Regions from separate parts of the Homo sapiens genome. Here region 2 is linked to region 1. Evidence: read pairs that join two places in POLR2A ChIA-PET (ENCODE). Cell type or tissue: MCF 10A. All regions are shown on one strand. Each heading gives the region's core, and the rest is flanking DNA. Links, peaks and the distances in the headings are about the cores only.

Evidence for each region. Peaks named below come from ENCODE experiments on the same cell type or tissue, not always from the same donor. Only the 100,000 strongest peaks of a DNase experiment are listed, where the experiment ranks them.
Region 2: POLR2A ChIA-PET joins it to region 1 with 5 read pairs; 2 of 35 experiments call an interaction of 5 or more read pairs at or near these places.

Annotation. Positions count from the first base shown.
Region 1 is chr4:185,613,315-185,628,650 of GRCh38, reverse strand. It overlaps SORBS2 (sorbin and SH3 domain containing 2), which reads left to right. Exons shown (of 27, transcript NM_001395207.1): 18 at 1,632-1,819; 19 at 4,157-5,737; 20 at 8,500-8,588; 21 at 10,020-10,066; 22 at 13,492-13,606; 23 at 13,692-13,820. Among named protein-coding and RNA genes, the nearest start is that of SORBS2-AS1, 33 kb to the right of the region's middle. In MCF 10A, for the core only: no CTCF peak of the experiment used is centred there; no DNase peak of the experiment used is centred there.
Region 2 is chr4:185,552,394-185,567,729 of GRCh38, reverse strand. No RefSeq gene overlaps it. Among named protein-coding and RNA genes, the nearest start is that of PDLIM3, 25 kb to the right of the region's middle. RefSeq lists enhancers at 1-3,102, 7,462-7,511, 7,662-7,711, 6,915-7,759, 7,752-7,871 and 1 more. In MCF 10A, for the core only: no CTCF peak of the experiment used is centred there; a DNase peak (open chromatin) is centred at 7,649.

The sequences.
Region 1 (15,336 bases), core at 3,010-11,009:
CAGCCTCCTGAATAGCTGGGACTACAGGCACATGACACAACTGGCTAACTTTTTTATTTTCTGTAGAGACAGAGTCTCACTAGGTTGTCCAGGCTGGTCTCAAACTCCTGACCTTGAGCCATCCTCCAGCCTTGGCCTCCCAAAGTACTTGATTACAGACGTGAGCCATCATACTCAGCCTTCATTCATTATTTAAATAAAAAATGTTGGAATTCCAATATAACATCTTCTAAAGCTAAGATGATAGAGATGATAGGACAAGCTGCAGGCAACCCTTGAGGTGAGAGAGATTTTCCTCTCTTGATGTCTTTTTTTTTTTTCAGTTATTTCCTGTATTTGGTATGCCCCTCTGGATATATTCATGTTGTTAGAACTCCGCTTTATAGAGAAAAGATACAAGATACAAATTATAGCACTGAATTCTCAATCAACATATTACACTATAGGAGAATTTTGACGTTCAAAGATGTTTAAAAACTTAGGTTCACACAAAAACCAGCAGGTGGTTTTCTTAGGAGCATTATTTATAATTGCTAGAAGTTGGAAGCAACCAAGATGTCCTTCAATAGGTGAATGGATACATAAACTGTGGCGCATCCATGTAATAATAGAATGTGACTCAGCAATACAAAGAAATGAGCTATCAAGTGACAAAAAACACATGGAGGAGCCTTAAAAGTGTATCACCGAGTGCAGGAAGCCAACCTGAGAGGCCACATTCTGCATGATATCAACTGGGCATGGTGAAAAGGCGAAACTGTGGAGGCCGTGTGGAAAGATCAGTGGGTGCCAGGATGAGCGGGAGGAAGGGAGGGATGAAAAGCTGGAGGACAGAAGCTTTTTATGGCGGGAAGACTATTTTATATGATTGACACATTAATGATGGACACACATCATTATACATTTCTCAAAACCCCTAAAATGTTTAAGACAAAACATGAACTCAAATGTAAACTATGGACTTGGGGTGACGACGCATCAGGAAAGATTCATCAATTGTGACAATGTACCCACCAAAAGAATATGTAAATGATAAGGGAAACTGTGCAAGAGGAAAGGGACTATAAGGAAACTCTCTACACTTTCCAGTCATTATTTCTGTAAGCCTAAAACTGCCCTAAAAAAATTTAGTTGTCCGGGCACAGTGGTTCACGCCTGTAATCCCAACACTTCAGGAGACTGAGGCTTGAGGATTACTTGAGCTCAGGGGTTTGAGACCAGCCTGGGCAACATAGTGAGACTCTGTCTCTACATAAATAACAAATTTAAAAAAATTAGCCAGGTGAGGTGGCACCCACCTGTGGTCCCAGCTACTCAGGAGGTTGAGGCGGGAGTATCCCTTGAGCCCAGGAGTTTGGGGCTGCAGTGAGCTGTGATTGCACCACTGCGCTTCCAGCCTGGGTGACAGAGCCAGAAGCCATCTCAAAATAAATAATAAGGTCTATTCATTTTTTAAAAGATCCTTCTAGAGAAATCATGTTGAACATCAAGGGATGAGTTCCTAGCAATGCAGTTTTGGGGATAGAGGTTTAGGAGTTACGCCATTGTCACTAGCACGTTCCACCGGTTTTTCTGGTGCACACCCGAACCTCCTCCAGTGCCAATCAAACAGATCTGATTCCTTCTTTCAGTTCTGCAAGCATGGCCAGTGACTTCAGGAAGCGGAGGAAGAGCGAGCCTGCAGTGGGTCCACCACGGGGCTTGGGAGATCAAAGTGCGAGCAGGACTAGCCCAGGCCGAGTGGACCTCCCAGGATCAAGCACCACTCTTACAAAGTCTTTCACTAGCTCTTCTCCTTCTTCCCCATCAAGAGCAAAAGGTGAGCATAGTAAATGAAAACACAACAATTTACTAGTTTACGTTTTAGCCTAGAGCACTGTGTGAAAGCTGGCCCAGTGATAGTGGCATGTGCCAGCTCTCACCTACAGTGTCTGGAATAAAATATAGTTTTAGAACAATAGCCTTCTTCCCACCCAGACTGACTCAAGCTGGCGAGCCACTTAGGTTGCTTAAAGAACTCTGACTAGCATCTGCTAATGCTTTTTTCCCCCAAATAGATCCCTTTCTAAACAAATTGAAAGTATCAAATAATGTATCATCAGGCTACTAAAAGATGTATTTTGTAAACATTGACATATAGTCAAAATTTTCTAATGTTTCTACAACTAGCAAATTAGTCAAATTTATAGGATAAAAATTACAAGCAGCAACAGAGCAAATTGTTGGCTAAAATATACATTGGTTTGGAGGGTTTTAAAAAATTATTCAATTCTAGATTTTAAAAAAATCCGACCTATTAATTTCTTTAGCCATTTGCTGTATATTTTGGGCCACCTTCACATGAACAGTGGAGCATCCACCTCCTGCCATGTAACACAGTGGTCAATTCACAGCAGCTCACAGTCAGGACTAATTGGTCCCAAACCATAATGATATCACTGAGGAATCACCAAGCCTTTTTTTCTGGATGGCCCGTCTCCTCTCTGCAAGTGTAGGGAGCTCACTGTTGAAAGAAGTCACTCCTTCTGGTTTCTGGAAGACCATTTAGTGGTATTCCTTGAGGACAGGAATATTTCTGAGATGGAGAGTGAGGATTGAACCAGCCCCTACAGGGAGCTAGGGCTCTACCAAATGTGGGACCCCACAATCTCCTCTAATATCTTGGGATTGAAAGAGAAGAGAAAGAGATTTTGAAATGTGTAAAGAAATTGAGCTCTAATGTAAGTTTCTATAAAACCAGACCAATTCAGCTACACCTATCAACTATAGTCACTAAAACCATTGCCACATGGTAGTTAAAAGTGGTAGCTGATTTGTGTGCAAAAGGTATTCTGGTCGTGATGATTGGACTCTGAGTAGGTGGATGCCTAGCCCTTTTAAGGCCTTGTAAAGCTGTGATATCAGCTGATGGTTCAGGGCGTGTGAGCCCCATCCATCACATCTTTCCTCTGAGGAGCAGAGATGCCTTATCAGATTCAACTCACTTATTCAAATGAATATCTTAAGGTAACAAGTAGGTCATGAAATGCCATTGACCTATTATTCTTGGATACTAGCCAAAAGTTAAAAGGGTTCTGATAAATGTAGATATTTGTTTCATCACAGGGAATGTTAAATCAACTTCCTTTCCCAGACAGTACAGATCTACCTAATGTGCTTATCTACTTTTAAAGAATTTAGAGAACATTGTAAGGTATAAGTATTGAATAGAGATATTTTCCTCCATTAGATTTTATTTCTAGGAAGAAAATGTCCTATTAGATATAATTTGGCTCCTCATTTATTAGTTGACTCAGCAAAGCAAAAGAACATTTCCATAGCTATTCAAAATTGAGGCCAAATGTAGATCTCTATTATCAAATTGCAAATGATTTTTCAAAGAACTCTTCCGAGAAAAAAAGCATGGTATATGCACCTCTGATGAAAGTTTTGCATTATATTCAGTTTTCCTATGAGAATTTTGTACCTAATAAAAGGTTAAAGGTAGAGCAATTTAAGAGGTAAATTCGTTTGTTTAAAGAGCTTTAGCTATTTTTTTCTAGAAAAATGTTAGCAGCAATAGTTCACAGCATTTTGATTTTGCAATTTTGGAGAATACTTTGCCTTATAGCTTTTAAAATCTAAAACCCACAAAAAATTATTTGATATAGTCATGAGAGTATTAATTCGATGTAAATGTATAAACCCTTCTTCACCTATGTATCATTACGAATCAAATGAGGCTCAAATTCCGGCCCTATTAAATTGCGTAAGGGTATAACACTTTTGACACTAATTGTTAAACCTTCACTACCAGATCATGCTATCAGCTGAAGCAGCACTATTGTGTTTTGGCAAACAATATTGTCAGAAAGGTGTATGAATTATGCAGTAGGAGTAGGTGTATTTGCTTACGTCGGTTGCTTCTTATACACAGTTTTGTCAACTCTCTCTGCAAAGCTACATTCACTGAAAAAGTATTAGCTCGCTTTAGAATTAGACCTTCTTCTCTAGAGTTGAAGCTCCATGTGTGAACAATCAGCACCTAGATTAAAACACACTAACTGCTTTCTCCTTGCTATGCTGTCTGATGCTTTACTGACATGCTCTCCTCTCTTTGTGAACCTTTTAACTTCTCCAAATGTCTCTCTTCTACCACGCTGCTCTGGATTAAAAGGTGGGGATGATAGCAAAATATGTCCATCCCTTTGCAGTTACTCAGGGCTCAACGGCAACCCCTCCAGTGAGTTAGATTACTGTAGCACTTACAGACAGCACTTGGATGTCCCTCGGGACTCACCAAGAGCCATTAGTTTCAAGAACGGCTGGCAAATGGCCCGGCAAAACGCAGAAATCTGGAGCAGCACGGAAGAAACCGTCTCTCCCAAAATCAAATCCCGGAGCTGTGACGATCTCCTAAACGACGACTGCGATAGCTTCCCGGACCCGAAAGTCAAGTCGGAAAGCATGGGCTCCCTGTTATGTGAGGAGGACTCCAAGGAGAGCTGCCCCATGGCGTGGGGGTCCCCCTACGTCCCGGAGGTTCGCAGTAACGGCAGATCAAGGATCAGACACAGGTCAGCCCGCAACGCCCCGGGGTTCCTGAAGATGTACAAGAAAATGCACCGCATCAACCGCAAGGACCTGATGAACTCCGAGGTGATCTGCTCCGTGAAGTCCAGGATTCTGCAGTACGAGAGCGAGCAGCAGCACAAGGACCTGCTGCGCGCCTGGAGCCAGTGCTCCACGGAGGAGGTGCCCCGGGACATGGTGCCCACACGCATCTCCGAATTCGAAAAGCTGATCCAGAAGTCCAAATCCATGCCAAATTTAGGGGATGACATGCTGTCTCCCGTAACCCTAGAACCACCGCAAAATGGCCTATGTCCCAAGAGGCGGTTTTCCATTGAGTATTTGCTGGAGGAAGAAAATCAAAGCGGCCCCCCCGCTCGGGGCCGGCGAGGCTGCCAGTCTAACGCCCTGGTGCCCATTCACATTGAAGTCACCAGCGATGAGCAGCCCCGAGCACACGTGGAGTTTTCCGACAGCGACCAGGACGGGGTTGTGTCCGACCACAGTGACTACATTCACCTAGAGGGGTCATCCTTCTGCAGTGAAAGTGACTTTGATCACTTTTCCTTCACATCCTCCGAAAGCTTTTACGGATCCAGCCACCACCACCACCATCACCACCACCACCACCACCGCCACCTCATCAGCTCCTGCAAAGGCAGGTGCCCGGCCTCCTACACTCGATTTACCACAATGTTAAAACACGAAAGAGCCAGACACGAAAACACCGAGGAGCCCAGAAGGCAAGAAATGGACCCTGGCCTTTCTAAACTTGCTTTTCTAGTCAGTCCTGTGCCTTTCCGGAGGAAAAAAAATTCGGCTCCTAAGAAACAGACTGAAAAGGCAAAATGTAAAGCATCTGTGTTTGAGGCTCTGGACTCTGCCCTTAAAGACATCTGTGACCAAATTAAAGCTGAAAAGAAAAGGGGGAGCTTGCCGGACAACAGCATCCTGCACCGCCTCATCAGTGAGCTGCTGCCAGATGTTCCCGAGAGGAACTCATCCCTGAGAGCGCTGAGGAGGAGCCCCCTGCACCAGCCTCTCCACCCACTGCCTCCCGATGGTGCTATTCATTGTCCACCCTACCAGAATGACTGCGGGAGAATGCCCCGCAGTGCCTCTTTCCAAGACGTGGACACAGCCAACAGCAGCTGCCACCACCAAGACCGTGGCGGTGCACTCCAAGGTGGATGAGCTTTTCTTTCTTTTTCCTTGTGGTTCAGAGACCCACCCTCCAGCTCTTTCATTTTCCATTCCAACATCTCATCACTCCCGAGCTGGGAGACCATTTGGCGTCGTTATGTGTTGTGAAGCAAAAACTTGTTGTGCAAATATGTCTTACTGAATATTTCTCATTTGCCCATGTGATATTTGGACTTGATGTGTGGCTTAAAGTGATCATCAATTCACAAAAATTTACTCTTTCGAAAACGAGAGGGAAGGCCATTTTGTAGCTCAGCATTAGGGTTGAAACAACCACTACTCACATTGAGACAATAAATTACGTTGTGACATGAATCAAAACCTATAGTTCCACAAATAGCCTTTTAAAAATGTTTATATTAACGTTAAAACTTTATATTCATTCAGTTAATAAATAATTTGTCACATTCTATATAGAAGATACTATATCAAAACATTCAAGAAGCAAAACTGAAATATGTGATTAGTAATTGATGGACACAAAGAAATTAGGGTTTGTTTAATAGCTTTCTCCATTTCAAGGACACAATGGTGATAAAATTTTTGTGAATGTATCTTTAAGCTATATATATAAAAGTCCCATTTCCACCATTTAGTGTATTCATTTTCTCTTTTCCATTACTTAATTCATTCACTTTCTCTTTCTGCTAAAACAGTCCTGTATTGAAATTTGAATTACACTATTCAGGCTAACAGTGACTCTAAACTCTATTTTCATAGATAACTTTGAAGTGGCAACACAAGAATAAATAGCAATTGAAAGGCAGAGGACTATTTTTGAGATTTATATAACTTACAGCCCAGGGTGTTTTAATATTTGTGACCAATTATTTTCATTAATTCTTACAGCACATCTGTTCACTACGTAAATTTTAAGAGGCTGGAATGAACATTCCGGGCTGAAAGTTGGTCAACAGAGAAACTTCTATGCACCAGACACTACAGAGTGCTTTACATACATTATCTAATAAAACTGGCATAGGCCTATGAAATGGGTGTTATTTCAAAAGCCATTTTCAATTTTGGAAGTTGGGCCCAGAGAGGAAAGGAAATTCGTCCAAGGTCACACAGAGAGTAGATAACAGAAAAGAGATTCAAACCCCTAATAATTCAGAATTTATAGTATAAAATATAATCTCAGACAAAAAAAAAGACATAATTCACAGTTCATACTAGTGTCAAATATGGCTCGATTGTTAATTAACTTGCACAAATCTACTTAGTCTTTATGTTTGCTTTCACTTTTGCTACACTATACACTTACGTTTATCTTTGCCTACCCTTAGGCTGAAGCAACATGCTTCAAAATAATAAATTAGAATTTAAAAAATCAATTTCTACAATTCAAAATTTTCACTAATTGAAATGTGTCAGAATCTCATTTTTTAATAAATTAGCTACCTTCTCCAGGCTTTTAATATCCTAATATAACCATCTCTCAATTTTATGTGCAGATAGGAGTACATTTTTGAAACGTAACTTGGAAGGGCTTTGAAATGCATTTAAAAGTATTTTGTTTTTTAGTAAAATATTTACTTTCCAATTGTGTTTCACCCAAGTGAAAAATAGCTTATATTCCCTGGGTTAGAAAAAGTAATTTAAAATTTATGATCATTATGAGGCCCTATGATCATAAAAGTATATTAACTTAGAATTTACATCATCAAAGTAGTCAAAATCCTAAAACAATGTTTTCTTATTATGAATCAGCACTTTAAATTCTTTCATAGATGGATAAAATAAATTTTATTTTTAATGCTTCTTGTTAGTCTGGATAACTAGATATATTTAAGGGATAAAAGAAAGAATTGACAAATATTGACCCAGTTGTACTGATAAAATTCTATAACATAGACTACTGGAATACATTTAATGTCTAGTTACATCTCCATATGTAAGTCACGTAAGTGCAAAAGGTATAAGATACTATTAAGAACTACATGCAATCAAAATTTTGTAATGTGATTATTTATGCTTTGCTTTAAGATGAACAAAAATAATTCAATATTTCATAAGCAATTTGGCAACTGACATGATGCTTTCTGTTTATCCCTTTTTTGCTTGGAGTAAGAAGAAACAATATCTCTTTGTTTCTTTGCTTTCTGATAAGGTGTTTATCATCTGGGCACAAAGGAAGGTCGTAGATAAACAGCATGGCATCTTGAGATTCAATAAGTATTTAAAAACAGAGGAAGAGCGAAGAGGGGAGAGTAAGGCAGAAGGAGAATGTTCATCACCACCCTCCTGTCATCCTCATACTTTCTTTGGTTTTATCTCTTTCTTTTTCATTACTACAGTCTTAAATTACTCCACAAAATGTTTCTTTTTCTACAAATTGTTGCTATTTTCAAATTCTCCATCCTCTGTAAATCTTATAATAGTAATTATAAATAAGAAGCAAAGGCATAGAAACAGAAAGCTTTGGAAAAAATTTATATGAAAAATCCCTCTAACTATAAATTGTCTTACTGGGTGTGGCAATATAATTAATCAGCAATGTAGTAATCATATTTATATAGACAATTATAATTCTGCAACCTCAGATATTTTTCCTTTTGAAATGCTCTTGTTTTGTGTCTTATTTCACAACTTTGTAATGAACTATGAGTTTTATGCCCATGTGTTCGATAACGGTGTCTCTCCAAATTTGGGGAAAAAAGTAGTGGCCACCAGGGAAAATGGCGGAACAGGTTGGCTTGTAATTAAGTGGATACTCACCATGACTGGCCCTGTTCTTTCCAATAGACCGTGAGTCCCCTAGAAGTTACTCATCCACTTTGACTGACATGGGGAGAAGTGCACCAAGGGAAAGAAGAGGAACTCCAGAAAAAGAGGTAGTTAATTTAATAGCATTGGAGTCTTTCACAGCAACACACTTGATACAGCACTTACCAGCCAAAAATTATCCCAAACCAGTAACGAACTCGGACAGGAAATGTGAAAATACTGAGAAACTAGAAACAATTTTCCTTGGGGCCTGAGCATAGCAACTCTGACCCTAGAAGCAGTCCACACCCTGACCCTAGCTGTGGGTCTTCCCTAGTGGTGGCCCAGTTTTGGCCATGAGGCTTCTCCGAGTCTTGACCTGATGCCCATGAACTTAACCATTATGACCTAAAAGTGTCCTGAGTTAGGGCACCTCGTGGAGGCAATAGGTTTCCTCTACAATTTCTTGGCCCGCTGGTCCAGGAGAAAGCCTGATGTCAACTGTGTTGTAAATCAATACAGAGCCTACAGAAATCATTTTTGCTGGCTTCCTTTTATTGGAGAGGATCCCTAAAAAGAGCTTTTAACCAGCCCAGTTCTCGGGATACTGCCCCTGGGAACCACCCACCAACTGAACTCTGTCCAGGGCCCTGAGCCGGGGCTAGAGTTCTTGCTCAAACTGCCTTGGAGCCATGACGGCTGGATGGAAACTAAAAGCTGGACTTGGACTGGTAGCCGCTCCAGAGGATCTTATAGGCGTCTGATGTAGTCCAGAGCCTGTGGGATCCCCAAAGAAGTTAGAAATGGTCCAGGATTCCTAAAGTTCACCAGAGTCATGGGGGAAAAGAATGGAGTGAAGGGATTGTTGGTTGGTGAGGAAGGAAGAGCTGGCCTAGCTAGCTATAGGGTACAGGGTACCTCAGGGAGATCTGTGGCCCCCAGAGTTTGAGGATGGGCACGTGTCACATCACATCACAACTAAAAGACGAGTGGCTGGTGGACAGAGTGTTGAAGGATTCCTGAGCCCTCTAGGGAATGCAAGATGATCACACCTATACTTTTGCCCACTAACCAGCCTCCCAGTGATAATTGAGCTAATATTTTTTGCTAATATGTTAATAAGTGTCTAATGAAGGGAATGATTACTTCTTTTATGACATCTGGTCCTTTTATTATGATTCAGAGGGAGCTGTGTCAATCTCCATAGAACATAGAGCCATTGACCCTCCACATTTATCCTAGGAAGAGCCTTTGTAACAGCCAAAATGATGCCTAGGATGCAAACCTCTGCAGGCATTTTATTCTCTCATTATAACATTAATCTACCTTAGTTCCTAAGATTAAATATGATGGTGAATAAGCCTTCTATTATATTCCTATTATAGCTTAAATATCTAAATGAAGAATGAATGGACTTATTTATAAATTGCTTACAGGATTAACATTACATATGTTTGATGATTCCCTGAGGTTTCCTTTTTCTTTAAGGCACATTAAACTACTTTCTTGTAGAAAATTCAAATTTTAAATTAGTGCTAATTGTTTATCTTCCTTTTCAGAAATTGCCTGCAAAAGCTGTTTATGATTTTAAGGCTCAGACATCTAAGTAAGTAAGATAAATACTCATCATATGATTTAAGGTGGTTTTAAATGTTAGTAATGCTTTAAGAGATAAGCATTGCAGTAGGATCTGTTACAAATGAGGTCTAATTCCCAATGCAGCAATCTACTCTAATTAAATGGTTCCTTCAGAATTACCTTTTATTTTAAGTTTAGTTGAGAATTACTGAGTTTTAAATTACATTAAACATGTTAGGTAGAACACAATGAATTCTAAAGGATAGGAAAAACAAAAAGAATTTAGGAATATTTGTTTTTAGAATTTTGTGTCAATAATGAATTAATGAAGTATTGGGGGCCAGGCACAGTGGCTCATGCCTGTAATCCCAGCACTTTGGGAGGCCAAGGCAGGCAGATGGCTTGAGCCCAGGAGTTCAAAACCAGCCTGGGCAACATGGCAAAACCATGTCTCTACAAAAAATACAAAAATTAGCTAGGCATGGGGGCATACACCTGTATAGTCCCAGCTACTCAGGAGGCTGAGGCAAAAGGATCGCTTCACCGGGAGGTAGACGCTGCCATAAGCTGAGGTTGCGCCACTGCACTCTAGCCTGGGCAACAGAGCAGGACCCTGTCTCAAAAAAAAGAATGAATAAGTAAATAAATAAAGTATTGGGGAGTAATTAACACTAGCTGGGGGAATTTGATAACATTTATTTATCCAAATATTCCAAGCATAGTTTGTGGGGTTGATGACTAGAACTTAGTACAAAGATTCCTGTATTGAAGTCTCCATCCTCAGCCTGCAAAGCTCAGAGATTCTGAGCAAAGTTTTCTCCTTTGGTCTTTTGGTGTCGGTGTTTTCACCATCCTGAATTGCAATATTTCTTTTGCCTTTATTCTTTGCTCAGCAGATAGGCATGTGGTTGCGGAAGCACATAAGCAGACTTATATATAAGAGGGTGTTGCCCAGATTTTTTGTGGCCTATGTGCACAGACCTTTAAGAAACTTTGTTCTCCAGTAGAATTCAAGACAGATATTGAATTCATTGTAAATTGTCATTAAATTATTATATGTTGTTTACACTGAATATATATATATATAATAACCAAAATAATTTACTCATAAAAATGCATATAATATGAGTTAATAGCTCTAGAAACTGTCTCTGGCAGAAGACATATATAAATAAATCACTCAGAATTTGGTAATGCTGCTGAGATAGGAAATGAACTAGATAAGAAAAATCCTGTTTAGAAATTAAGATGTTGAACATGGCTTAAATCTGGCCTGAAGAAAAGCTTACATCTTTTTTTTTCAAATTAGAGAAATAAGATGCTTTGTTTCTACTGTACTCCGGTCCTAACTACTGTTCTGTGGATATGGTGTGACAATTTGTACAATGCATATCAGTTTTATAAAATAATGTTACGGAGCACACGTTTCATTTCTTCTTTGTAAAAATCAATCCATAGCTTTCTTAAATATATAAAAACCTGAGGAATGGCAGGGGATGTGAAGTAGGAAGGGTGTCCACCCAAGGCTCACGAGGTCTTCTGAGAAGTCTTAATTTTAAAAAGCAGCTGGGCACGGTGGCTCATGCCTGTAATCCCAGCACTTTGGGAGGCCAAGGCAGATGGATCACTCGAGGTCAGAAGTTCGAGACCAGCCTGGCCAACATGGTGAAACCCCGTCTCTACTGAAAATACAAAAATTAGCCAGGGGTGGTGGTGGGTGCCTGTAATCCCAGCTACTCAGGAGGCTGAGGTGGGAGAATCACTTGAACCTGGGAGGTGAAGGTTGCAGTGAGCCAAGATCACACCACTGCACTCCAGCCTGGGTGACAGAGCAAGACTCCATCTCAAAAACAAATAAAAATAAAAGTGAGGGGAAAAAAGCAAATGGGACTTTAAAATTCTAGGTCTGAGATGAGAGGGACACAGTTTTGAAAACTTAAGAGTAAGACTTTCCTGTGTCTTAAGGACTTCAAAATTTTAAATGCAACCTATACAAATACAAAAGAGTCTTTTTCATAGCTTTGAAAAATTGGTTGCCTCTGATTCATATGTTCATATTATATTTTAAAAAGCTAGTCTCATTTCCAGAAACAAAACATACCTAGTACAAATGAAACTGTTGTGTTGTGAACATTAAATATCTTGCTTTGCTTTGTTTTCTGTTTTTTACATTAGGCATTTGCACAAAAGAAGGAAGCACTGTATTTGAATGTAAAGCTCCATGAATCTTCTTTGTTTTTAGGGTTACTGAAAATTTAACACATTTTCAATTGTGAAGATTTTAGCACTTCTAAATGTGTGATCATTCTTTTAATATACCACCATTTTTTCGATTAATTCTTTTAATCAATGAGAAGTGTTCTCCATCAGGTATAAATCTCTCTCCATCAAACGGCCTATACTAATAAATGATCCAACTGAAAATTCTGAACCAAAATTTTTTAAAAAAAGATTAAAAAATGAAAATTCTGAACAAAACAATGCAGAAGATTCCAGAGTGGGAGGGCAGATGTATTGCAAAATGAGGCTCTTGGGAGAAGATACAAATTAATCGCCCTCCATCCAAGAATAATTGCGGAGGCAAAATAATGAACCAACCTAATCACCTGGGTGATTAAGCCAGGAAAAATTGATGTAGTGAAGGTGATAAGTTTAGGTGTGAATTATTCAAAATGCATAATGTCATTATAACTTAAAATTATAAATACCCAAATCAAATATACCTACAATTTTCTTAGAAACAGCCAAAATTGAAAAATATAGTGTCTTAAAAATATTTTTATTTTTTGTAAATAAAAGATAGAAAGGCAAGCATTGGCATATGTCTTTGCACTTAAAACACATTCTTCTTGCCCCACTGAAAATTAAAAGTGTAAGATCTTTTCTGTTACACAAAATAAATTCCTTATCAAGATATTCTATTAAAATACCTGTCAACCAACTTCAAAGATCCACAAATAAAATTTGTTCTGGTGTTGGCACTTCTATTCTGAGGCTACATGATATTTGTTTTCCTTCATGTAAGCTTCAGTACATCAAAAGGGGCTGGGGGGCTAGTAACTAACTAGCCAACTAGCTTCAGGACAAAAAAAAAAAAAATCAGTGCAGAACTATTCCATCATTTTTCCAAGCTTCAAAATGCCTCTTCTCTGAACTAATGGTAAAGTAGCAAGAGTCTGTCCCCTCCTTTAAACTTCTTATTAATCTGTCTGTGATTTATATCCAATGGAATGTTTATACTTACTCTGTTTGAAATCATTTCTAAAGTTATAATGTTTTAAGTGCATTCTAAGAATTTGCAAGGATCATTCTTATCTAATCGGACTCAATATCAATTGGATTTTTTAATATTGTAAGTATATTTGCCAAACAAATGCAGATCTAGCGAGGGTGTTGATCTTGAGAATTATTGCTGTACATCACAAAAAGACCATGTCAACGTGTCTCTTCCAGGGAGTTGTCATTTAAGAAAGGAGATACTGTCTACATCCTCAGGAAAATTGATCAAAATTGGTATGAGGGAGAACACCACGGGAGAGTGGGCATCTTCCCGATCTCATACGTAGAGGTAGGTCCTCTCCCTTTCTCTCTTGGATGGCGGTGGTTTCAAAGGTCACCGCAGATTTGAGAATAAATGACTATTTCCTTCATAGAAACTCACACCTCCTGAGAAAGCACAGCCTGCAAGACCACCTCCGCCAGCCCAGCCCGGAGAAATCGGAGAAGCTATAGCCAAATACAACTTCAACGCAGACACAAATGTGGAGCTGTCACTGAGAAAGGTAGCCCAGCTGGTTTTTTGTTTGTTTGTTTTTGTTTGTTTGTTCTTCAGTGGGTTTGAAAAGGCTGTATATTTTCAAAACTAAAATAGGTTATCTTTTTCTTTAGACATTTTTATGTTTACCCTATTTTCTACAAAGGACTCTTTAAGGCAGCCCAGAGTCACGGTTCCCTGCTGGTCCCTGTGTCCTTTTAGAGGAGTTCCCCGTGGGATACCAGGCTTCTCCCTCTGTGGCTTAGTCTGGGAAGCCGGGCATGGGGCTGAAAATCAAGGACTTATACATTCGGGAGCACAAAAGGAAAAAGCAGTTTGATACACTTCAAAATATGTTGTTTTGCTGCCTTATTTTTCAGTCTTTTAAAAACAAGATATTCCAATCCTTATCTTCCTCTATCTTGGAATCTAGGAATGGTCCTAGGTAAAGAAGATCCTTCCTCTTGGGGGAGCCGCTTTAAGAGCCATCTCTGCAGTGCTCTTCCCTGGATCATCCTTCTTTGGGCCTCATAATTGACCCAAATTTCTCTAGCAGCCCATCCAATCCTAGTATCTCTTCTTAATAATATCAAAAGCCTCGAGGCCGGGCATGGTGGCTCACGCCTGTAATCCCAGCACTTTGGGAGGCCAAGGCAGGTGAGCGAGATTCCATCTCAAAAAAAAAAAAAAAAAAAAAAACACAAAAAAACAATCAAAAACCTCTTTTAACCTGCTAGTTTACATAATTGAGAATGATAAATGAATTATTCTTATTGCTTTCTAAATATGACATATATTTGTTTGAGGTAACTGCCTCTGCACACAACACAGGCGAGGTAGTAATATTTAGAGTGGCTCTAGGACCTCCCACACCTACTAGTGAAATCCTTAGCCAGGTGCGATGAAGAGCAATACCACAGTCCTGGTTTGTTCTGGTCCTGGCAGAACCTTGTCTCATTCTCTCCCATCAGTCTTAATTCTGCATCATCAGCCGATTCCTTCTTTCCTATCCTCTGGGCTGCCCCACCTAGCATGAGAACCACAGAGCATTACATGAACTCTGTCTCCTGTTCCATGTTCTACAGAAAGGCTTCACCAATGCCTCTTACAGCTCACACAACAGCCTAGCAACTACCTGTTCTTGGTATACTAGAAAATCGGTGCAATTTTCAGATTTGGGGAGACTGACTTTTTTTTTTTTTTTTTTTTTTTGAGATGGAGTGTCACTCTGTCACCCAGGCTGGAGTGCAATGTGTGCTCTCAGCTCACTGCAACCTCTGCCTCCCAGGTTCAAGCGATTCTCCCACCTCAGCCTCCCGATTAGCTGGGACTACAGGTGCCCGCCACCACACCCGGCTAATTTTTGTATTTTTAGTAGAGATGGGGTTTCACTATGTTGGCCAGGCTGGTCTCGAACTCCTGACCTCATGATCCGCCCGCCTTGGCCTCCCAAAGTGCTGGGATTACAGGCGTGAGCGATTGCATCCAGCCTGAGACTGACTTTTCTTGAGTATGTTCTGCTCAGCGGTGGTGAAGCACACAAA
Region 2 (15,336 bases), core at 2,779-10,778, 61 kb after region 1:
AATTGCTGGCTGCCCTTGGTTTGGGGAAAAAAGAAAAAACTCTGAAGACGTTTTCAGAAGTCAGCTGCCAACAGATTAAGAGGCGACGAGAAATGATCTCACCACCATTTGTAGACGTCTGGTCACGCGGATATCTGCAAGATAACCAAGAATAATCCAGTTACGTGATTCGATTTCATTTCCTTGGAGAATGCTTCAGGCCTCATCTTGCTATTTTTAGCCTTGAGTGTCAAACGCCATGGGAAGCTCGTCCAAGGCTGTTCACAGATTACATGTTCCCCTAGAACAGGTAGGCGTTCTGGAAGCCAGAATCACTGACAAAGTGTCTGGAGATCGAAGCGTTAGAAGGAAGGAGAGACAGTAGGAAAATGGGCCTTTAGATTGGCAGCTACAGAATACCTTCACATAGACATCACCTCTCAGATAGAGAATTACAGAAAAATCATCAAACTGGTAAAGAAAGCATGAACCTTGACCCTAACAAAGAACACTGCAGAGGCCCTGTGGGAGTGCTCATAGCCACTTAATCTTTCAGGAAGTTTAAAATGTTTCTGGAGTGAAATCAGCTCACTCTTGCCAGCCTGAGAACAGCCAGTTTGGAAAACAGGACTTGTAGGCATGGAAACATCATGCATCCTGGTAACAAAACTCATTACAGGGTTTACTGGCAAAAAAATTGTGGAGAGTATCAGGGGTCAGGACAGGTTTGGTGCAATTCTGTGAGGCCAGATAGTATGAAATCCAAAATGACGATAACTAAAATATGCTAAGCTACAGTCATTAAATGGAAAGGATTAAACTTCTGTGAGCCAAGATCTTTCTCCTTCAAGCACTGCCTGTCTACAAGTATCAGGGCTGCTGATAGTCAAAACAACAGAAGGAAAAGATACCCAAACCAAAAATTTTTTTCTAATCCTATATTCCCACTACGCTCTTGAAGATAGATGATAAAGAGACATTGTTCAGAACTGAACTCTCATGAACAAACTGACAAATGTGAAAATATGTGTTATGAACAAAAAGACTCTCACATTGTCTCATTCTGATCTTCACAGAAGCCCTGTGATGAGGGCGTTATCACCGCAGCATGACAGATAAGGAAACAGGCCCAGGGAAGTCGAGGTCAGGAAGCCTCAGAGGCAGGCTCCCGGTCTAACCCCGGGGCTCATTCTCCCCTTCACCCAGTTGTCACCCCACACATGCTGTGCTTTAGGTGAGGATGCACTGATGGGCTGACACATCCAGATGCCAGGGATCATTCCGACGGTGCTGGGACTCCACCTCCAAAAATGCTATTGCAGTAGTATGCAGAGGTTATCAGTGAATGTGTTTTATTCTTACTATAAAAAGGGGAAACTGGGGGTTTTCTCTGTTCAAATCCCCCCCTCCCTCTGTCTCTGTATGAAGGAGCCGTTTTCTTCTTCCTTTCTTCCTTCTTTCTTGCCTAATAAATTTTCTCTCCTTAAAACCAAAAAAAAAAAAAAAAGAAAAGGAAACTGCTGTATATCATTTTCGTATTAGAAAAAAACTCTTTTCTTTGATCATAAAGTTTTTCCTTCTTTTTTTTTCTCACTCTCTTCCTTGCGTCTCCTTCTCTCTGCACTCTTCACATTCATTCACCTTACAATGGAGCCCCATACATTCTTAAAGTCCAGCTGGAGCTGAACTCCAAACTTCCCCGTGTCCTTGCTAGAGCCAGATGGTGCTTCAGTGACCACCCCAACCTTGCCTTCCTTCTCCCCCAGGCCTTCCCCCTGCACCCCATGCCAGCTGCTTTGTTTGCTGATAACGTCACAGGACAGGCAGTCATAGGCAACAACGAGGCCTCCAGGCAAGCTGGAGAATTGGTCACAGCCACTGCCAACTTCTCAGGACCCTCAGTCTTCTAGAAGCCTCTCTTAAAATGCCCAGAGTAAGTAACAGTGGAGAATGAAAAATTGGAGAAAGCATCATAGAGGTTAGCAAGAGTGGTGTGGCTCAACTTGGTGCCAGCCTGTGAAACCTATAAGCAGTGCTATGGTTTGAGAGCAGCAACACAACCATACATAATTAGGACTATGGTGGAAATTACCACATTCCAACCTAAGCCGCCTCCTCTATACAACTTTTAATCATTTTTTTTCCTTTTCTTTTTTCTCTCTAGTTGTAATTTAGATATTTAAGAAATAAAGTTTTCCCTGCCAGGATACTAAAAGTTAACCACAGCTATAATAGGTTAAAAGGTCCTTATGACTTTAAGAATTCAAATTTACTTTCCTAAGTGTTCAATTTAACATAACACAAGAAAAGAAAAGGAAGGGGAAATTCAAAAACTTGTCACTAAAAAACAAAAATTCTCCAGTATTATTTGTAATATACATAATTATATACATTTGAACCATCAATTTGCATGAATTTACACTTTTCTTAAAATCGACAATGCAAAATGTTGGCAAGGATGTGGAGCAACTAGAACTCTCATACACTGCCAGTGAGGATGCAAAATGGTACAACCATTTAGAAAAACTCTACGGCAGTCTCTTAAAAAGGAAACCACATGGCTGGGTGCAGTGGCTCACACCTGTAATTTCAACACTTTGTGAGGCTGAGGAGGGTGGATCACTTGAGGTCAGGAGTTCAAGACCAGCCTGGCCAACATGGTGAAACCCCATCTCTACTAAAGATACAAAAATTAGCTGGGCATGGTGGTGTGTGCCTGTAGTCCCAACTACTTGGGAGGCTGATGCAGGAGAATCGCTTGAACCAGGAGGGGGAGGTTGCAGTGAGCAGAAATCACATCATTGCACTCCAGCCTGGACAACAGTAAGACTGTCTCAAAAAGAAAAAAAGGTAAGCAAATACCTTCCATAGGATCCAGTCAGTCTACTCCTAGGTATTTACCCCAAATAAATGAAAATGTAAGCCTACACAGAGACTTGTACATGAATGTTCACAGCAGCATTACTCAAAATAACTAAAAACTAAAACAATCCAGATGCTCATCAATAGGTATGGATAAACAAACTGTGATATAGTCATATGAAAGAATAGTACTCAACCAAAGAAAAAAGCATGGTGAAAGAGTCGGGGGTGTGGACAGCTGATACATGCAACCTCACGGGTGACTCTTAAAGTCATTATGATAGATTTTAAAAGCCAGACTCAAAGAGTCTATACTGCATGATACTACTTGTAAAAGTCTAGAAAATGCAACTAAGTCCACAGTGACAAAAAGCAGATCAGTCAGATCAGTGGTTGCATGAGGCCAGGGACAGAAAGAGAAAAACTTCAGAAGGAAACTTTCAAGGGTAAATGGAAATATTGTGTTTCTTAAATTTTGGCAGTGACTTCATGGGTGTGTACAAAACTCAGCTAATTGAACACTTTAAATAAATCGAATGGTGCAATGTAAATGGATGCCTTTTACTGTATGTAAATTATACCTCAATAATGTTGATTATAAAATCGTAGTTAATAAATTAGGAATGTTTACATGTGATCACCATTCTTTTTATTATGAAACAATTCCCCATAGAATCTTTTTACATATCTAGGACACTTTAAATATGATTTTTATTAGCAAAAGCAAAGGAAAGGATTTCAGCAGCCTTTCATGCAGCCATTCCTTGCTCATCACAGGAGGCCGAGGTCAGTGTTCAGTGATGCCGCACAGCACTGGGTGACATATTTCTATCACCAATGCCCCTGGTTTCTGTATCCATCACTAACTAGGCTCCATTCTGGACTCACATGCTCTTCTTTAAGCAGCTAACACAAAACACACCAAGGAGCACTTGAATCTTTAGAAAGCTTATGTTTATAAACCAAAAATAAAATCCTAACTCCTCAACAGACTGAACAGACCTCCTCCAGGGCCAAGAGAACTCTGGAGGAACCTGAAAAACTGATTTCCTGGCCACGAAAGGAAAGAAGGCTAGGCATACTTCATCCAGCATACTCCGTCTCACCCGCTCCCCGGCCTTTTGGAGTTTAGGGAAAACTGACCAGCATTAACATTAAAATACAGATCATAAGACTTAAAGAAGACTGAAAGAAGACTCTTTGTGGCATTAAGATGCCAAATTCCAACCTGACTCTGGTATAGCACCACATAGCAGAGAGGCTCTGAAGAAAATAAAAATATTTTCTCCCAACATGTATTTACTTGACACATTTTGAAATGGTCCTGCAAAGCCATCTTTCATGGGGGAAATTTGCATCTGGAAAGAATCTCCATTTATGCAGCCAGGCCGTTCCCAGATCTAGAAGAGATTAACTAAGAGTCTGAAACGTTAAGGCCCTAAAAGGGACATTTGCCCTCTATTCTCTCTGAAGGCTGCTACTTGGAGGCTTCATCTAACTGACAAGAACCTTGGCTTCCACAACCTCCTCATCATAACTAAGCATTTCTTTCTGCTGTCTTCGAACCTTTAGACAAAGTTTAATTCAACCAATTGCCAACTCAATCAATTGCCAATTGCCAAATCATTGAATCCACCTATGACCTATAAGTCTCCGCCTCTTCAAGATATCCTGCCTCTTTAGGCTGAACAAATGTGCACCTTCCATATATGAATTTATGTCTTTGCCCGTAATTTCTGGTCACTCATACTGGCTCAGAATAAACCTCTTCACATGTTGTACAGAGTTTGTTTTTCTCATAAACATGTTTCACTATCACTGGTGCCAATGAGCTAATAATATTTTATCCTTGCTAAATATTTTTCTTCATTTTTTTTTTTGATACGGGGTCTCACTCTGTTGCCCAGGCTAGAGTGCAATTCAGCTCACTGCATCCTTGACCTCCTGAGCCCAGGCAATCCTCCCACCTCAGCCTCCAGAGTAGCTAAGACTAAAAGCATGCACCACCACACCCAGCTAATTTTTTTCTATTTCTTGTAGAGACAGGATTTCACTACGTTGCCTAGGCTGGTCTCAAACTCCTGGACTTAAGTGATCCTCCCACCTTGGCCTCCCAGAGTGTTGGAATTACAGGTGTGAGCCACCATACCTGGCCTATTTTTTTTTTCCAAAGCTGTTTGGCAACGTTCTGAGTAAACTTCTCTCTGGCTCTGGAATGATGTCATTTTTCCAGCAGCTCACCTCCGATCCTGAGGAGCAGGCACTGACAAACACTCCCTCCATATGCAGGGGGCACTCCCTATGAAGGCTCAGAACCAGAGGTGGTTCTGCTCAAAAGCACAGGACAGAAACATTGAAGAAAATGCTTTTAAGAACTGAGAACCGAAATTTTACCCTCAGAGCAGCAGGTTCATGAGTAAGGAGACAATGAGTGAATGTTCCAGGAAGAATTGTCACTTCATCATGAAGGCATCACCCTGGGGTCAGGAGAGAGACAGAACCCACTCTAGAGGTGGTGCTTTTGGAGCGAATCCCTCTAGAATCACGGTCATCGATACACAAATCCTCATGGCAATTGCAGAAGTTTCCCACGCATAAAGAGAAATACATGGAATCTAGTCAGAGAGGATTCTTGAGGGCAGACACAGAGACCTTCAAGTAAGGGGTACTATATACGGCATTCAGTCATTCCCTTCGTTATCCTCTCATAATGGAGAGTAAGGCAAGAGTCTGAGCCCTGGACACCACTGGTGGAGGAGATAGATGTTCCCTTCCATCAGCCTGTCTGTCTGCCTTCCAGCCACGGAGGCTACTGGGTGTTGCCCTGACTCCAGGCATCATTTTGCAACCATGAATTTACAAAGAGGCAGAAGACCTAGAAGAAAGACTAAGCACCTTACCATTTCTGTTGAAAGGCCGAAGATATCAAAATATGACTCATGAACTAGCATAACCCTATGTGAGACCCAAGGATGGAAAAGGACAATAGGGACACTCATCACAATGATGGGGCAGAGAGGTCTGAAGGATGGATTTGGACACAGCAGCAGGGCCTTGGCAGTGAAGGAATTGCCAGTCCTGGGGCAGGGTGCAGGTGACACTGACACCTCATTGCCCCAACCTCTGTCACAGTGTATGTGCTAAAAGGAAAATGGCTACTACACATAGGAGTGGACGGGATGTGTCACCAAGAGCTGTGATACCTAGATCCGTGACACCAAGAGCTGTGTCACCAAGAGCTGTGACACCAAGAGCTGTGACACCTAGAGCTGTGATACCTAGAGCTGTGTCACCAAGAGCTGTGACACCTAGAGCAGTGTCACCGAGAGCTGTGACACCAAGAGCTGTGTCACCAAGAGCTGTGTCACCAAGAGCTGTGACACCAACAGCTGTGTCACCAAGAGCTGTGATACCTAGAGCTGTGTCACCAAGAGCTGTGACACCAACAGCTGTGTCACCAAGAGCTGTGATACCTAGAGCTGTGTCACCAAGAGCTGTGATACCTAGAGCTGTGTCACCAAGAGCTGTGACACCAAGAGCTGTGACACCAACAGCTGTGTCACCAAGAGCTGTGATACCTAGAGCTGTGTCACCAAGAGATGTGACACCTAGAGCTGAGTCACCAAGAGCTGTGACACCAAGAGATGTGACACCTAGAGCTGTGATACCTAGAGCTATGTCACCAAGAGCTGTGTCACCAAGAGCTGTGACACCAAGAACTGTGTCACCAAGAGCTGTGATACCTAGAGCTGTGTCACCAAGATCTGTGACACCAAGAACTGTGTCACCAAAATCTGTGATACCTAGAGCTATGATACCTAGAGCTGTGTCACCAAGAGCTGTGTCACCAAGAGCTGTGACACCAAGAGCTGTGATACCAAGAGCTGTGACACCAAGAGCTGTGATACCTAGAGCTGTGTCACCAAGAGCTGTGACACCAAGAGCTGTGATACCTAGAGCTGTGTCACCAAGAGCTGTGACACCTAGAGCTGTGAGACCAAGAGCTGTGTCACCAAGAGCTGTGACACCAAGAGCTGTGATACCTAGAGCTGTGTCACCAAGAGCTGTGACACCTAGAGCTGTGACACCAAGAGCTGTGTCACCAAGAGCTGTGACACCTAGAGATGTGACACCAAGAGCTGTGATACCTAGAGCTGTGTCACCAAGAGCTGTGTCACCAAGAGCTGTGACACCTAGAGCTGTATCACCAAGGCTTTGGCCTCAGGGAGTTTTATTATGGGATGTTCTTGGCTGAACATGAGCATGAGGGAGCATCAGGAGTACGGAGTCCATTCAGTCCCCTTGGCCACCCCAGGGAGGCAGAGAGGCTGGTCACTGGGAGACCTGAAGGTGCAGGGTCCAGCCTCAGGACGAGAAGTACTGCCGTGGGCTCACAGTCTCCATCTTCCGAGAGAACTCTGAGGGCCTAACTGTGACATAAAAGCCATCACCTGAGTACCAGTGTGTTAGGCTGTTCTTGCATTGCTATAAAGAAATAACTGACACTGGGTAATTTATAAAGAAAAGAGGTTTAATTGGCTCATTGTTCCGCAAGCTGTACAAGCATGGTGCTGACATCACTTGGCTTCTGGGGAGGCCTCCGGAAGCTTTTACTCACGGCAGAAGGCAAAGCAGGAGCAGGCATTTCACACGGTGCAAGTAGAAGCGAGAGAGAGAGCTGGGCAGGAGGAAGTGCTGCACACTTTTAAATGACCAGATCTCATGTAAACTCAGAGTGTGAGCTCACTCATCACCAAGGGGACAGCCCAAGCCATTCATGAGTACCCACCCCCATGATCCAAACACCTCCCACCAGAGCTGGGTGAGGCCTGTGACTGCCAGCTTTCCCCCACTTCCCTGACAGCCTGCATGACTCAGCAGAGGCAGACATAATCCTCCTAGGTACACAACTCCAGCGACCTGGGAATCTCACCCCCATCCCCCACAGCAGCCACAGCAAGGACTGCCCAAGGAGAGCCTGAGCTCAGACATGCCTAGCCCTGCCCTCACCTGAGGGTCCCTCCCTACCCACCCTGGTAGCAGAAGACAAAGGGCATATAATCTTGGGAATTCTAGGGCCCCGCCCACTGCCAGTTCCTCTACACACTACCACAGCTGATGCTTTCTGGAAAGCACCACCTCCCAGCAGGAGGTCAAACAGCACAAAAATAGAGCATTAAACCACCAAAGCTAAGAACCCTCACGGAGTCCATTGCACCCTTCCCCCAGCCCCAATTGCCACCTCCACCAGAATAGGGGCTGGCCTATTCTTCTCTCCCCGTGGCTGAGAGACCCATAGACGGTTCACATCACAGGACTCTGTGCAGACAACACCCAGTACCAGCCAGGAGCCGGGTAGACTCGCTGGGTGGCTAGACCCAGAAGAGAGACAACAATCACTGCAGTTCGGCTCACAGGAAGCCACATCCATAGGAAAAGGGGGAGAGTATTACATCAGGGGAATACTCCGTGGGACAAAAGAATCTGGACAGCCTTCAGCCCTAGACCTTCCTGTGACAGAGCCTACCCAAATGAGAAGGAATCAGAAAACCAATCCTAGTAATATGATAAAACAAGGCCCTTCAACACCTCCCAAAAATCACATTAGTTCACCAGCAATGGATCCAAACCAAGAAGAAATCCTTGAATTATCTGAAAAAGGATTCAGGAGGTTAGTTATTAAGCTAATCAAGGAGGAACCAGAGAAAAGTAAAACCCAGTGCAAGGAAGTCCAAAAAACAATACAAGAAGTGAAGGGAGAAATATTCAAGGAAATAGATATCTTAAAGAAAAAAACAATCAAAAATTCAGGAAACACTGGACACACTTATAGAAATGCAAAATGTTCTGGAAAGTCTCAGCCATAAATTGAACCAGTAGAAGAAATTCAGAGCTCGAAGACAAGGTCTTCAAATTAACCCAATCCAACAAAGACAAAGGAAAAAGAATAAGAAAATATGAACAAAGCCTCCTAGAAGTCTGGGATTATGTTAAACGACGAAACCTAAGAATAATTGGTGTTCCTGAGGACGAAGAGAAATCTAAAACCTTGGAAAACATATTGGGGGGAATAATCGAAGAAAACTTCCCTAGCCTTGCTAGAGACCTAGACATCCAAATACAAGAAGCACAAAGAACACCTGGGAAATTCATCACAAAAAGATCTTTGCCTAGGCACATTGTCATCAGGTTATCCAAAGTTAAGATGAAGGAAAGAATCTTAAGAGCTGTGAGACAGAAGCACCAGGTAACCTCTAAAGGAAAACCTATCAGATTAACAGCAGATTTCTCAGCAGAAACCCACAAGCTAGACAGGATTGGGGCCCTATCTTCAGCCTCCTCAAACAAGACAATTATCAGCCAAGAATTTTGTATCCAGCGAAACTAAGCATCATATATCAAGTAAAGATACAGTCTTTTTCAGACAAGCAAATGTTGAGAGATTTCGCCACTACCAAGCCACCACTACAAGAACTGCTAAAAGGAGCTCTAAATCTTGAAACAAATCCTGGAAACACATCAAAGCAGAACCTCTTTAAAGCATACATCACACAGGACCTATAAAACAAAAATAAAAGTTAAAAAGCAAAAAACAAAAAACCAAAAGTACACAGGCAGCAAATAGCATGATTAATGCAATGGTACCTCACATTTCAATACTAACATTGAATGTAAATGGCCTAAATGTTCCACTTAAAAGATACAGAACTGCAGAATACATAAGAACTCACCAATCAACTATCTGCTGCCTTCAGAAGACTCACCTAACACATAAGGACTCACATAAAATAAAGGGGTAGAAAAAGTCATTTCATGCAAATGGACATCAAAAGCAAGTGGGAGTAGCTATTCTTATACCAGACAAAACAAACTTTAAAGCAACAGCAGTTAAAAGAGACAAAGAGGGACATTATATAATGGTAAAAGGCCTTATCCAACAGAAAAATATCACAATCCTAAACATATATGCACCTAACACTGGAGCTCCCCAATTTATAAAACAATTACGAATAGACCTAAGAAATGAGATAGACAGCAACACAATAATAGTGAGGAACTTCAATACTCCACTGATAGCACTAGACAGGTCATCAAGACAGAAAGTCAACAAAGAAACAATGGATTTAAACTACACCTTGGAACAAATGGACTTAACAGATATATACAGAACATTTCATCCAACAACTGCAGAATACACATTCTATTCAACAGCGCACAGAATAGACCAAGATAGACCATATGATAGGCCATAAAATGAGCCTCAATACATTTAAGAAAATTGAAATTATATCAAGCACTCTCTCAGACCACAGTGGAATAAAACTGGAAATCAACTCCAAAAAGAACCTTCAAAACCATGCAAATACATGGAAATTAAATAACCTGCTCCCGAATGAGCACTGGATCAAAAAACAAAATCAAGATAAAAATTAAAAAATTATTCAGGCCAGGCACAGTGGCTCATGCCTGTAATCCCCAGCACTTTGGGAGGCCGAGGTGGGCAGATCACAAGGTCAGGAGTTCAAGACCAGCCTGGCCAATATGGTGAAACTCCATCTCTACTGAAAAAAAAACACACACACAAAAATTAGCCAGGCGTGGTGGTGCATGCCTGTAGTCCCAGCTACTTGGGAGACTGAAGCAGAAGAATCACTTGAACCTGGGAGGCGGAGAATGCAGTGAGCTGAGATCGTGCCACTGACTCCAACCTGGGCAGCAGAGTGAGACTCCTTTTCCAAAAAAAAAAAAATCTTCAAACTGAACGACAATAATGACACAACCTACCAAAACCTCTTAGGAATATACCTAACCAAGGAGTCAAAAGACCTCTACAAGGAAAACTACCAAATGCTGCTGAAAGAAACATAGATGACACAAACAAATGGAAACACATCCCATGCTAATGGATGGATATAATTAATATTATGAAAATGACCATACTGCCAAAAGCAATCTACAAATTCAACGCAATCCCCATCAAAATATCACCATCATTCTTCACAGAATTAGAAAAAATAATCCTAAAATTTATATGGAACCAAAAAAGAGCCCACATTTCCAAAGCAAGACTAAGCAAAAAGAACAAATCTGGAGGCATCACACTACCTGATTTCAAACTATACTATAAAGCCATAGTCACCAAAATAGCATGGTACTAGTATAAAAACAGGCACATAGACCAATGGAACAGAATAGAGAACCCAGAAATAAACCCAAATACTTACAGCCAACCAATCTTTGACAAAGAAAACAAAAACATATAAAGTGGGGAAAGGACGCCCTTTTCAACAAATGGTGCTGGAATAATTAGCTAGCCACATGTAGGAGAATGAAACTGGATCCTCATCTCTCACCTTGTACAAAAATCAACTAAAGATGGATTAAGAACTTAAACCTAAGACCTGAAACTATAAAAATTCTATAAGATAACATTGGAAAACCCCTTCTAGATGTTGACTTAGGCAAGGATTTCATGACCAAGAACCCAAAAGCAAGTGCAATAAAAACAAAGATAAATAGTGGAGACCTAATTAAACTAAAGAGTTTTTGCATGGCAAAAAGAACAGTCAGCAGAGTAAACAGACAATCCACAGAGTGGAAGAAAATCTTCACAGTCTATACATCTGACAAAGGACTAATATTCAGAATCTACAATGACCTCAAACAAATCAGCAAGAAAAAAAAAATCCCATCAAAAAATGGGCTAAGGACATGAACAGACAATTCTCAAAAGAAGACATACAAATGACCAACAAACATATGAAAAAATGCTCAACATTACTAATGATAAGGGAAATACAAATCAAAACCACAATGCGATACCACCTTCCTCATGCAAGAATGGCCATAATCAAAAAATAGTTGATGTTGGCGTGGATGCAGTGAACAGGGAACACTTCTACACTGCTGGTGGGAATGTAATCTAGTACAACCACTATGGAAAACAGTGTGGAGATTCCTTAAAGAACTAAAAGTAGAACTACCATTTGATCCAGCAATCCCACTGCTGGGTAGTGGGATTACTACCCAAACAAAAAGAAGTCATTATATGCAAAAGATACTTGCACACGCATGTTTATAGCAGCACAATTCACAATTGCAAAATCATGGAACCAACCAAAATGCCCATCGATCAATGTCAATGACTGAATAAAGAAACTGTGGTGTATATATATATATATATATATATATATATATATGATGAAATACTACTTAGTCATAAAAAGGAATGAATTAACAGCATTTGCAGTGACCTGGATGAGACTGGAGACCATTTATTCTAAGTGAGGTAACTCAGGAATGGAAAACCAAACCATCGTATGGTTCTCGCTGATACGTGGGAGCTAAGCTATAAGGACCCAAAGGCATAAGAATGATGCAATGGACTTTAGGGACCTGGCGGGGAAGAGTGGGAAGGAGGCAAGGGATAAAAAAAACTACAAATGGGGTGCAGTGTACACTGCTCGGGTGATGGGTGCACCAAAATCTCACAAATCACCGCTAAAGAACTTACTCATGTAACCAAATACCACCTGTGTCTCAATCACTTGTGGAAAAATAAAAATAAAAATAAAGTCTGTATGAAACGAATGATCCCCTGGCGGGGAAAAACACCTCCCACCAGGACCCACCTCCAACATAGGGATTACATTTCAACATGAGATTTGTATAGGTACAAATATCCAAACTATATCAATCAGCATAACCGGGAGTCAAACAGAAGCACTTGTGTCCCGGCTACCTGCAAATTGAAGGAAACAGACACAGAAACAGAAAATTGGACAGGTCAGTCTTATTGTATTGAGAATTAGTGCCCATGGAACAAAGACCCAGACAGTTTGTGAAAACAATGACATTAGAAAGCTTGGAGCATGTCCTGCCTCCTATCTCCCAATTACATGGCCCTGAAGGAGTCTCCATCCAGCTGAACCCAGCAGCACAGTAATGCCCATAGGAAAGGGAGGGCAGCAAGGAGAGCTTCACTGGGGAAGAGAGACAGTCATTTCCGTGCTGAGCATCAATACCGAGTCCTCATGCAATCTTTTCTAAGGGAAAATTCAAATATACCAATTATTTTTCAACATTGCATATTCAAAGTTTGTGATTTTATTCTTGACTTATTCTCAAGTACAGTGTGTGCTTAGCTGGCCAAGTAGGGGGAAAGAAGGGGTGCATGTCCTTTCCAGCTTGGAAGGAATGTGTGCTCTGTGCACATTAGTCTTACTTATCATGCCTGCTCAGTTCCAAGCTTTTTGCTGAGGAACCATAAGATGGGCTCAAATGAAGTAAAAAGGAAATTGGATTCCATCAATCAACACACTAACACACAACCAAAATTAGATGTCATAAGGTTATACTATTTCATCACTTTTAATTAATATTGTCTGTGCATGACCGTTCTTAGAAAATATTTATACAACGTTCCACTTCCTACAAAGAAATTCATCTTTTGGCTTCCCTGCAAATGGAAAAATTACATAGTGAGTTAGGGAAACAGGAAAGTATTGTAGTCCCATTGCTTAATTTTAAAGTGAAATTTATTATAGAAAAATATTTTTCCCCTTTAAATAGAAGATGAAGTGATTTGGAAGCTCTCCCTAACTTTTCTCAAAGAAAACAAATCTGACTTTAGGGTAAATACAATTTTAGGTTATTAAATCATTTTTTTGCTCAAACCAAAATTCAGTACTAATCTAAATCAGGAATAATTAAAAGAACATTTCTGTAGTGCACTTTTTCTTTTTTCACTAGAAATGCTCATTCCTCAGATCAGGGGAAAGTTTTTCTTCTGTTTCTTCTCCAAGATAGCTTGTGAAAGCTCTGCCCTAAGAGTACTGATGGCATATCTTCTCATCTCTCCTCTTGAGGCAAGCCAACGACTAGCCACTCTGGAACCCTTATCAGCTTCTCTAATTCATTGCTCTTGGGTCCCCGAGAAGGCCCTGAGTCAGATAGCTCTGGGTAGAGGTGTTCGCTGGCTGTGTGACCTTGTGCACATTAGTTACCTCCATGAGCTCCAATTTTCTCAGCTGCAAAGTGGAGCTCCAGCAGGACTCACTCCACAGCATTGCCAATAGAAGCATCCCCTGGAGGGGGAAAAAACCACCAGTGGTGTTTGGTGGCAGCAGTGGTGGTGGTGGTGGTGGTGGTTATGCTTCAAGGGCCACCCTCCACTGCATGACAAGGATGAAGCAAATTCTGGATAGGACTCCAATGAGTATGTTCCTTAGTCAACTCATCAGCTGATTTGAAGGGATGTTCACCCTAGTGAAGGAGTGCCATGACAGAACTGGATCTCTTCTTTCACAGGAAATAATTTCTCATAAAAAATTTAAGTGCAATTCAGAATTCCTTGGAGTAGTATACTAGGAATGGATTTGCTCAAGCCATTTGCCAACCCTGCTCTTGGTACTCTCTGAATGGGCTAGGTCTTCACCAACAGGAAATTTTCAGAGGATTCAACATCCTATGTAACTACGTAGAATCAACCTATAGAATCATGGACTTCAGAGTCCTATCTACCTAGATTCAAATCTTGCCTCTGCCATTTATTTGCTGGATGTTCCCTGAGGAAGTATTTAGCTTTTTTATGTCTTGGTTTCCTCATAAATAAAATGGGCATATTAATAGTGCTTTCTCCATGCTGTTAGGCACAGTATTAAATGAGTTACTATACATCTATAGAGCTTTGAACAGTGCCTGGAATGTGGTAAGCACTCAGTAAATTTTAACATTTGTAAGTTCCACTGAAATTTATTGAGTTTCTGCTATACATAAGGCACTGTGCTGAGCCTTGCTATATCAAAAGCGAGAAAGGAAGAAAAAAATTAATGTTGAGTTTCTATGAACCAGTCACTATGACAGGTGTTTTACATACATTATCTTGATTAGTTTTTAATTTGTAACCTTATTAAGTGGATACTATTTGCCATATTTTATAAATGAAGGGCATGCGGTAAAGAGAAATTAATCATGTTTCTAAAAGCCACAGAACAAGTTAGTAGTAAAGCAGGGATTCAAAGCCAAGACTAAGCCCAATCCCTGCATTTACTATAAATAAGACATAGCCCCTTGTCCTTGAAGAATGAACAATCTGGGGTGAAAGATCCACATTTAAATGACTAAATATAATCAAATATAAGTGCTAAAGTAGAGCTATTTACAAAGTAGAAATACTAACCTAGAAGACTGAGAGCTTCTTTGGGGTGTTAGAGAAGTGATTTTTGAAGGATGAGGAAGATTACTCCAGGAGAACAAGGGCCCTAAAGGGATGGAGGGGAAGTAGAGTAAACACACAGATTCAGAGGCACAAAAAGTTCTGGAGGTAATGGAGGACTGAAAAAGAAAATGACCAAGAATATTGTCTCTGAGAATGGGAATGTGGCTGAGATTCCAACAGTCCTTTCCCACTGAGCATGTCCCTACTTGCAATGATGCCAGGGACTCATCTCTACTGGTAACATCAGCAGTTTCTAATTGTATGTGCAAAGCTAT